Linked DNA regions of Homo sapiens: region 2 is linked to region 1. A link is an interaction called in ENCODE POLR2A ChIA-PET data of the cell type or tissue named here. Cell type or tissue: endothelial cell of umbilical vein. All regions are shown on one strand. Each heading gives the region's core, and the rest is flanking DNA. Links, peaks and the distances in the headings are about the cores only.

What was found. ChIA-PET counts read pairs that join two places held together with the same protein. Peaks named below come from ENCODE experiments on the same cell type or tissue, not always from the same donor. Only the 100,000 strongest peaks of a DNase experiment are listed, where the experiment ranks them.
Region 2: POLR2A ChIA-PET joins it to region 1 with 6 read pairs; 3 of 35 experiments call an interaction of 5 or more read pairs at or near these places.

What each region holds. Positions count from the first base shown.
Region 1 is chr21:32,523,740-32,529,001 of GRCh38, reverse strand. No RefSeq gene overlaps it. Among named protein-coding and RNA genes, the nearest start is that of TCP10L, 59 kb to the left of the region's middle. In endothelial cell of umbilical vein, for the core only: no CTCF peak of the experiment used is centred there; a DNase peak (open chromatin) is centred at 4,601; H3K27ac peaks cover 1,968 bases.
Region 2 is chr21:32,439,924-32,445,414 of GRCh38, reverse strand. The region is part of intron 1 of EVA1C (eva-1 homolog C); the gene reads right to left. Among named protein-coding and RNA genes, the nearest start is that of EVA1C, 30 kb to the right of the region's middle. In endothelial cell of umbilical vein, for the core only: no CTCF peak of the experiment used is centred there; a DNase peak (open chromatin) is centred at 2,594; H3K27ac peaks cover 1,414 bases.

The DNA.
Region 1 (5,262 bases), core at 1-5,000:
GTGCAGTCTCGGCTCACTGCAACCTCCGCCTCCTGGGTTCAGCTTTTATTTATTTGTTTTTCTCTTTCTTCTTTTTTTATTTCAACAGTTTTTGGGGTACAGGTGGTTTTTTGTTACAAGGATAAGTTCTTCAGTGTTGATTTCTGAGATTTTAGTGAACCTGTCACCCAAGCAGTGTACACTCTACTCAATATGTAGCCTTTTATCCCTTACCCGCCTCCCAGCCTTTCCCCGCAAGTCCCCAAAGTCCATTATATCACCCATGCTTATGCATCCTCAGAGCTTAGCTCCCACTTTTTTTCTTTTTTTTTTGACAGGGTCTTGCTGTGTCACCCAGGCTGGAGTACAGTGGTGCAATTTCAGCTCACTGCAACCTCTGCCTCCTGGGCTCAAGGGATCCTCCCACCTCAGTCCCCAAAGTAGCTGGGATTACAGGCTTGTGCCACCATGCCTGGCTAATTTTTGTATTTTTTAGTAGAGACGGAGTGTCGCCATATTGGCCAGGCTGGTCTCGAACTCCTGACCTCAAGTGATCCGCCCGCCTTGGCCTCCCAAAGCACTGGGATTACAGATGTGAGCCACCACGCCCAGCCTAATTTTTAATTTTCGTGGATACGTGGGAGGTGTATATATTTATGGGGTACTCGAGATATTTTAATACAGGCCTACAATATGAAATACGCACATCATGGAGAATTTCCATCTCCTCAAGCATTTCTCCTTTGGGTTATAAACAATCCAATCACACTCTTTAAATTATTTTAAAATACACAGTTAAGTTATTACTGACTACGGTAACCCTGTCATGCTATCAAATAGTAGATCTTACTCATTCTTCCTATTTTTTTTGTACCCATTAACCATCACCCCCTTCCCCACTCCCCTGCACTACCCTTCCCAGCCTCTGAACCATCATTCTACTCTTTATGTTCATGAATTCACTTGTTATGATTTTTAGATCCCACAAATAAATGAGAGTATGCTCTGTTTGTCTTTCTGTGCCTGGCTTATTTCATGGAACATAATGATCTCCAGTTCCATCCATGTTGTTGCAAATGACTGGATCTCATTCTTTTTTTTACGGCTGAATAGTACTCCATTGTGTGTATGTATCACGTTTTCTTTATCCATTCAACTGTTGATGGACACTTAGGTTGCTTCCAAATCTTAGCTATTGTGAACAGTGCTGCAACAAACAGAGGAGTACACCTATCTCTTTGATTTACTGATTTCCTTTCTTTTGGGTATATACCCAGCAATGAGATAACTGGATCATATGGTAGCTTAACTTTTAGTTTTTTGAGGAACTTCCAAACTGTTCTCCACAGCAGTTGTACTAATTTACATTCCTGCCAACAGAGTACAAGGGTTCCCTTTTCTCCATATCCTCTCCAGCATTTGTTATTGCCTGTCTTTTGAATAAAAGCCATTTTAACTGAGGTGAGATTCTATCTTACTGTGGTTTTGATTTGCATTACTCTGATGATCACAGATGTTGAGCACCTTTTCATAGGCCTGTTTGCTCTTTGTGTGTCTTCTTTTGAGAAATGCCTATTCAAATCTTTTGCCCATTTTTTGATTGGACTATTAGATTTTTTTCCTATAGAGTTGTTTGATCGCCTTATATATTCTGGTTATTAATCCTGCCTGCATCATTTTCTTTCTTTTCTTTTCTTTTTTTTTTTTACTTTGAGATGGAGTCTCCCTCTGTCACCCAGGCTGGAGTGTAGTAGCTCCATCTTGGCTCACTGCAGCCTCCACCTTCTGGGCTCAAGCAATTCTCCTGCCTCAGTTGCCTGAGTAGCTGGGATTACAGGCCTGCACCACCATGCCCAGCTAATTTTTGTATTTTTAGTAGAGATGGGGTTTCACCAGCTGGCCAGGCAGGTCTTGAACTCCTGACCTCAAGTGATCTGCCCGCCTCCGCCTCCCAAAATGCTGGGATTACAGGCGCGAGGCACTACACCCGGACCTGCCTGCATCATTTTCTAGGAAGACCCACACTTCTGTGGATGGCCTCTGCGGTGTCACCTTCCAGAGGCTAGGGTTCAGCCTCTCATTCTAACAACCTGTAAAGCTGTTGTCTGCTGCCCATGTGCATGCTGGCCCAATCTGGTGGCCAACTTCAACAGAAGTTTCATGAACACTTGACACAGAGAGACGCGCATTAACCTCTTTTGATCTTGCTGTGATTATGATAATACCTTATATTTTTGGGCAGTTAGTGGTTGTCAAAGCTGACATCATTTGTATTATCTCTTTGGATCCTCGTTGCAATCCCATGAAAAAGCCAGAAAGATTCACATTCTCAAATATACAAACTTTTGCTTAAAACTTCAGAGGGCTCATGGAGCTCTAGAAAAGATCAGTGGTCCCCTTAAGAGTTCAGGAACCTCGGCCAGGCATGGTGGCTCGCGCCTATGATCCCAACACTTTGGGAGGCCGAGGCAGGTGGATCACGAGGTCAAGAGATGGAGATCTTCCTGGCCAACATGGTGAAACCCCGTCTCTACTAAAAATACAAAACATAGCTGGGCGTGGTGGTGCATGCCTGTAGTCCCAGCTACTCGGGAGGCTGAGGCAGGAGAACCGCTTGAATCCGGGAGGCGAAGGTTGCAGTGAGCCGAGATTGTGCCACGGCACTCCAGCCTGGCGACAGAGTGAGACTCCATCTAAAACAAAACAAAAAACAGAGTTCAGGAACCCCAGGATAAGAAGTCAGGAAAGGAAAGTATCTTCAAAGCTGATGGCATGACTTTCTCCTGCCAGGCTCCCCATTGGCTGAACCCAGCAGACAGGCGGGGAGATGCTGATGGGGGTCTGGAGGTACAGGACAGTGGAGCAGGCTGGGGGCCATGGAGAGCAGGTCTGCAGGAGCAAACAGAGGGTTTCTGTACAGGATGAGCAGAAGGCCCAGCTGCAGGAGTTGGGCTGCAAGAGACAAGCAACAGGGCGGGGTGCTGGGTTTCAGGGACCCAGGTGGAGGCAAGCCCAGCTCTCAGCTGTCTGCCTATCAGGACCCCTGGGGGGAGTTTGGGGGGCGGAGAATGCAGATTCCTGGGCCTGGAGCCCCAAGGTCTGCCCTCAGGGACTCTTGGGTGGGGTTTGGGAATCTCTCGTTGTAGATATATTAAACCAGTGTTAGCGAGACCAGGGCAGGGGCTGCAGACGGTCTCTGCTGAGGACCAGGGCTTGGTCCCTGGGTGCTGGACGCCTTGGCCTGGGAAAGTCAGAGGGGAGGAATTCAAGCTCAACTTCAAGTCTCCAGAAATCCCAAACCCTCCCTTCATCAGCCAGTCCTGGAAACCTATGCTTTCTTCTCTTTTTGAGGGCAAGCTGACCCTAAGAGGCGGGCCTTAGGTGTCTGTGCACAGGGCCGGCAAGAAGCTGGGGTGGGGGTGGATGGAGAATGCAGAGACAAGAGCTCAGAGGGCAGCAAGGGCCAACCCGAGGAGCCACTTCTGAGCAGCTGTGAGCAGACATGTCCAGGGCCTGCCAGGCCCCCGACCTGAGCTGGGCTCACCTGGCCCCATCCCAGCCTCTTTTCTACTGCCCACGGCTGGCCAGGCAGGTGCACGACAGCCTTCCTCAGCCCTCCCTCCTGGCTCTGCTTCAGCCAGCCCTGCCCACAGGGCCAGAGGCCCACTGCTTTTGCTTCTGGGGGACTCTGAACAGCCAGCTCCCGGCCCTCTTTCAGCCCACCTCAGGGACCCTGGTACACAACAGGAAGTCATGGAGGGGACATGCAGGTGGGGTGCAGGGGCAGGATTTGTCCAAACCACCAACATTTTAGTTTCTTTTTTTTCTTTTAAGACAGAGTGTCACTCTGTTGCCTAGGCTGGGGTACAGTGGCACGATCTTGTCTCACTGAAACCTCTGCCTCCTGGGTTCAAGCAATTCTCCTGCCTCAGCCTCCTGAGTAGCTGGGACCACAGGCGTGTGCCACCATGCCCAGCTAATTTTTGCATTTTTAGTAGAGATGGGGTTTCACTATATTGGCCAGGCTGGTCTTGAACTCCTGACCTTGTGATCCATCCACCTCGGCCTCCCAAAGTGTTGGGATTACAGGCATGAGCCACGGCACCCGGCCCAGTTTTGAGTCTTTTTAAAAACACGTTATCATAATCTATGTATTATTTAATAATGACTTTAAGGATTTTCCATGTCGGTACATAGAGATCTAGCTCTTTTAAAAACATGATACAGTGCATTTTTATTATTTTTTCAGAGCAGCTTGACTTTTTCCCAAGACATCTTCAATAAGAAGTATCCATGTGTACGAACTGAGTGACAGAGGCTCATTTACCAGAAACCCCGGGCGGAGCAGAGCTGGGCTTGGCTGGTCCATGTGATTCCCCCTTGCTGACCAGCACAGGCCCCTCTCTCCCAGGGCCCAGGGTTTTACAATCAGAGGTCAAGTTCTAAGGAAGGAAGTTTGGGAGCTCAGAGCTGGGTGGCAACTCACTGGGTTTGCAAATTCTTCACAGATTAGCAACACATTTTCTTGCTAGTTCATTGTTAGTGAGTTGGGAATGTTTTCCTTTTTCTCTTTTAGTGAGGTAATGTCATTATTTTACACATGCCTCTAATTGGAGCACCCTCCCTTCCTCAAAAACTAATCGAGCCTTTTCCAGGTCAGGTTGGTGCTTAGTCATCTGAACACGAGTCCCGTCCTCTTCCCTTAATCTTTCCCAGGCTGGATTTTGTCTTTGAAACAATAGGAAATGACAGGCTCTATTTTCTTTTCTTAAAAGGACTCAATCCATGGAGTCATGAGTTTGGAACAGGGAAAGTGTGGGGAATTAATACGTCCTCCCAATCAGAAGTAACCAGCTTTCCTCTCTTTGTTTGGCTGAGCCTCTGCAGCCTGAGCTCATGATATCACAGGCAGTTCGCTTAAAAGCAGGAAGGCGGCATTTTCACCTGAAGATAAATTTCCAATGGGATTTTCTGTTAGACCCATTGGAAAGAAATGCAATTAGGCAGTGAGCAGTCTTGGGGCAAAGACTAGAAACATTTCAAAAAAGGGCTCTGCCAGAAATAATTTGTTAGACCCTTGAGGTCTATTTGCATTGATGATATTAACTGCATCTTAAAGTGTCCCAGGTGAGTCAGTCACCGGAATACTTAGGATAATCACTCTTAGGATAAGAGTGATGATTTTAATTTCTTCAACGAAATTCAGCTGTAATTTGGTCACTTCCAAGATATCGAGATTAACTGGATGGTGTTCAGTGACCTTAAAATCCGGAGCAATTACTA
Region 2 (5,491 bases), core at 263-5,262, 84 kb after region 1:
GGAGATTCCTTGCAGGCCCCAAGATCTTTACTTGAAAATATTTCTGTTGAATTTCACCCTGGCAATGTCAATTGATAGCTTATCCACAGATGTGGAATGGGACAGGACAGAACTCAAAGTCATCCTTCTGCTCGCCTGAGGCAAATGTATATCTGATTGCTTCCTCTGCACTATTGTTTACGTTATCTTATGTAAAATTGCAGATTCCCTTAGCCGGACAAGTGACAGCATGAATGACTATTTCCTCTACTCACCCTCCTATGAAAATTGTATATTCCCCCAATATCCATCCTTTCCCCTTTAAATATTGAAGCCCTCAAAATTATCTTTGGAGAAAGGCATAGACCTGTCTCCCCAGTGGGTGTCCTTAACTTTGGCAAATAAACCCCCTAAAATGATTACAACTTGCCTTGGTCATTTTCATTGATTTATACCAGAATGATGTAAATAACTGATTTTCAAAGAATCATGGTATGTGTCCCAAAGTGTTCTACAGGAGTGCGATATTGTGAAATATATATTTGATCTTTCACGTGTTTCCTTCCATACAACTCCTAAAACCCTTAGAATCTCCAAAGTGATGTGTTTTTGTATGCTAATAAGTTGACTGATGGCTGGCAGCCCCTAGCTAGCTTCAGGATGGGGACTGGTCCCTGGAAAGACCAAGGCAAGATTAAAGAGTTGGGACTTTGAGCCCAACCCCAACTTCCAGGGAGAGGAGAGGAACTGAAGGTTATATTGGTCACTAATGGCCAGTGATTTAATCAATTGTGCCTATGTAATGATGCTTCTATAAAAATCCAAAAGAACTGGGTTTGGAGAGCTTCCGGATAGCAGAACATGTACAGGTTTTTGGAAGTCAGGGCACCCACGGTGGGCACAGAAGCTCCGCACTGCTTCCTCCATCCCTTTCCCTATGTGTCTCTTCATCTGTATCCTTTGTAATAGCCTTTATAATAAACTGATAAACATAAGTGAACTTCCCTAAAGTTTTTCTGTGAGCCACTCCATATTGATGGAACCCAAGGAGGGGGTCATGGGAACCTCAACTTGAAGCTTGTTGTTCAGAAGTTCCGGAGGCCCAGACTGTGACTGCTGGGAAGAAGGGCAATAGTCTTGGGGACCGAGACTCATTCTGTGGGATATGATGCTGTCTCCAGGTAGATGGTGTCAGAATTGAATTGGAGTATATATCCAGCTGGTATTTGCTGCAGAATTGATTGTTTGCTTGTTGGTGGGGAGGAATCCCCAAACATTTGGTCACAAAAAATATTCCGTGTTGATTGTTGTTGAGTGAAAGAATAGAGAAAGTACTTTGAGTTTGTGTGTGTGTGTGTGTGTGTGTGTGTGTGTGTGTGTGTTTTCACACAATTGGTGTCAGAAGTGGGAGTTGCTGGCTGTGGCCCTGTCTCATAGAAACATGTGCTTTGGGAAGAGAAAGAATGAGAGGATGGAGGATAAGAGACCTTTGATTCCTGGATGGTCGTATGGTCACCCATGGTATGAAGTCACAGCTGTGCTGCACTCTGTTACTAAAGGTGAAAGTTACCTTTCCGGAATTTGGAGACAGATCCAACTCTTGGGAAGTTGGTTCACTGGATGTGCAAGGAAATGCAAACTAATAATAAAGAAGTGAAATATTCAATCCTTTGGTTATTGTTATCTGTAATAGCTAAAATAAAAATAAAAGAGAGCACTAGGAATTAGGGTGTATGACTGTGATAGCCACCTCTTGGAATTGGTGGCTTCATGTTTTGCTGTGATGATTAAATGATATAGTGGGCATAAGCATCTTTTTTTTTCTTTACCATAAACCACTGCACATCTCTAAGGTATTACAATTATACTGTAAGGGTTTTTTTATTTGTTTGTTTTTTGAGATGGAGTTTCGCTCTTCTTGCCCAGGCTGGAGTGCAATGGCGCAATCTTGGCTCACTGCAACCTCCGCCTCCTGGGTTCAGGAGATTCTTCTGCCTCAGCCTCACAAGTAGCTGGGAATTACAGGTCCTTGCCACAAAGCCTGGCTAATTTTTTTGTATTTTTAGTAGAGGCAGGGTTTCACCATGTTGGTCAGGCTGATCTCCAACTCCTGACCTCAGGTGATCCACCCACCTAGGCCTCCCAAAGTGCAGGCATGAGCCACTGTACCCTGCCATGTACTGTAAATCTTAAAGAACACTAATTAACATAGAGCTTCCATTGGTACAATGCTGAACAATCCAGCTCTAATCAAATTACACTCGCGGCCAGCCCTCTCAGCTCTGAGCACCTTGATGTAAGGTAGACAGCTCAGAGACCAGTACATAGCCCCGTGGCTGCCCTCAGTCCAGACATGTCACTGCTGAGCCTGGAGGAAAAGGGAACCCTCCCTCCCCACCCTTCCTCCTTCCTTCCCTCCCTCCCTCCCTCCCTCCTTCCCTCCCTCCCTCCCTTCCTTCCCTTCTTCCTTCCTAATAATTAAGACCTAAAAAGTTACTAGTATTTAGAAGAGGTCAAAAGAGCTGTACATTTTCCTCTCTTTCTTTTCTGAAGCCAGAGGCTTCCAATGCAATCTGAGTTTCCTGAGGGTTGACGTTGCCTGAGTCACTCTGAACGCAGGATATAAGAATATCAGTCACTGGCCCCACATCGGTGTGCTAAAGTCCCCTAATCACCAGGGGCCAATTTCACAATCTTACTTCTGGGAAAAGAAAGGAATTCAATTTGCTACGTCCTTGCCTTCCCTCCCACCCGCTTTTTTTTTTTTTTTTTATAACCTGCCACCCTCCACTTGGTTAATGCTTTAGATAAAAGACCACACCCTTGTATTCACAAATAAACAAATAATAAAAGGTGTTTTTACATGTTTGAAGTCTTTTTCCAGAAAAAGATGTTCTTTTCTTTTGTGTTTGTGAATGCATTTAGAGAATTGGCAATGGCATGGGGTTGGGGGGTGGGGAGCCATGAGTCAGGGGTCCTGAGGGTACAGGAAAGGCCCCATGACCAAGGGCTCAGGACTGGCACTACACACCCAGGGGCATCAAGATCAAAAGGTGAAGTTAGGTATGAGTTTAAGTCCTTCCTCTAGTCCCAGGTGTGAGACTAAGAAAGTGAACCTGGAGGTTAATTGTGAAGAGAACTAGAGCCACCAGCCTGTTTCTTAGATATTTGGGAGGCTCCCAAGTTAGGGATGACCAAGGATAGCTATGACAACTCTTAAGTGATGAGCTCAGATCCTAGTCCTGAAACAAACCACAGAGGAGAGAAGGTAAACTGAGAGTCCAGACAAGGCAGAGACAATATATTTTCTTCCCGAGCACACAGGAGTAGTATATTTCTCAGCCTGCCCTACCCCAATCTCTCCTGGTAGTACAGTGGGCCAGTGGAAAATTCTGGGCAATGGAAAGAGGGCAGAAATGATGTTTGCCACTTGAAGGTCTGGCCCTTGAGACCCCTTGTGACCCTCCACTACCTCTCTCTCCCCGTCTGCTGTCACAAGTGGACAACAGAGGGGACAAGGACAGACTCTGAGGCCCCAGAAGACAGGGGAGGCACCAAATGGAAGAAACCTCGTTCTGGGCTACACCTGGACTTTGAATTCTTGTAGTTAACATTGGTTTCTAATAGTCACCCAATTATCTCCCATCTTGTCACTTTTTCTTACTTCTTTTCCCTTTCTGTACACCAACCCTCTGATTCATCAAGTCCCATAATTTCCCCCCATATATTTGCATGTATTTTAAGTGGATTTTCCTATGTAGTTGTCCACTTGTGTATTTATATGTATGGATTTCAGATTTTCGTGGCTGTCTCGGCATTTGTCTACACATGTCAATCCATTGTACCATTGTATGGGTTTCTGACTCCAAAGAAAAATCCAAAGTCCCATGCCACTGGGCCCCTTCTACTTCATCCAGCCTCATCCAACCTCATCTTCTGCCATTCTCCTGCTTGACTTCAGCCACGGTGCCTTCTTGTTTCTTGAAAATGCTAAGCATACTCTGACCTCAGGACCTTTGCTTTGACTGTCTCTCAGCCCGAAGCAGTCTTCCTCCAAACATCTGCTTTCTCCCTTCCTCCCTTCATTCAGCCTCTTGTACCAATGTGGCCTCATCAGTCAGACCTTTCCGGGTTGCTCTGCAAGACAGCACACCTCCTGCCCCACACCCCTAACTCTGCTTTATCTTGCTACGTAGAAACCTGTTGCCTGTTTCTCCCCTTTGGGATGTAAGCAAGGACTTTGCTTTATTTATTGCTGTATCTCCAGCAGCTAGCAAGAGTTTGTCATATAGCAGTATGTCATCATATAGGAAAATGAAGAGTTCTTTTTTTTGAGAGGGAGTTTCACTCTTCTTGCCCAGGCTGGACTGCAATGGCATCATCTTGGCTCACTGCAACCTCTACCTTCTGGACTCAAGCGATTCTCTTGCCTCAGCCTCCTGAGTAGCTGGGATTACAGGCATGTGCCATCACACCTGGCTAATTTTTTGTATTTTTAATAAAGACGGGTTTTCTCCATGTTGGTCAGGCTGGTCTCAAACTTCCGACCTCAGGTGATCTGCCCGCCTCGGCCTCCCAAAGTGCTGGGATTACAGGTGTGAGCCACTGCGCCTGGCCCAATGAACAGCTCTTGAATGAATGACACAGTGAAGAAGACTACTAGAGCAAGAGCAGATCAAAAGTGAATAATTGAGTAGTAGGTTCTAATTAATCCTCATCAGCAACCAACATAACCCAGGGCTTATAGATTTCTCTGTGTGATATGCTACACACACATCTACGGAAAGAGAGAGAGATCATCAACCAATTTTAAAAAGTTAATTGGTTGACATCTGTCAACCAATTTTAAAAAGTTACTCTAAATGTGCTGCGTTGGTCTTGTATTACAATCCTTAGATTACACTACTATTTTATTTCAAACAGGACTGGTAGAAACTTCTTCATGCCTTTTCAACCAAAGGCCTTCAATCCTATAAAAATGAACACCTTGTTCTTTGACCAAGTACCAACCTTAGAAAGTTATGCAGCGAACACCATCTGACTTAGATTAATTTAAAAGTAACTGGATCAATCCCCCTTTACCCCAAGCAACTAAACGGAACAATTTTCTTTTCTTTTCTTCGGGACACAGCGTAATCCTCAAACTGCAGAGCCACTTGGCGATGAAGCCAGGATCACAGTGCATTTGATAACTTAATGCAACTTTTTACTAGCACTTAAAACTCAGATATGAAATCTATACTTGATCTTTTCTGCTTGGAATTGGCCAGATTAGTGGTTCTGCCCTCACATACAACAAAAGGCTCTCAGAAACACTCAGGGTCGCTAACCAATCGGAAGGACCAACAGAGCTCGACAAACAGACAGGAGGGTGGAAGGGCACCGCCTCCCATCCCACCCGCTTAGACAGCCTTTCAACTCTGCCCACTTTGAGGATGTGTAGGATGATCAAGGTAAGCATGATACCTACCTTAACTTCAAGGTGGAAATTAAGGCTTGAGGGCACTTATTT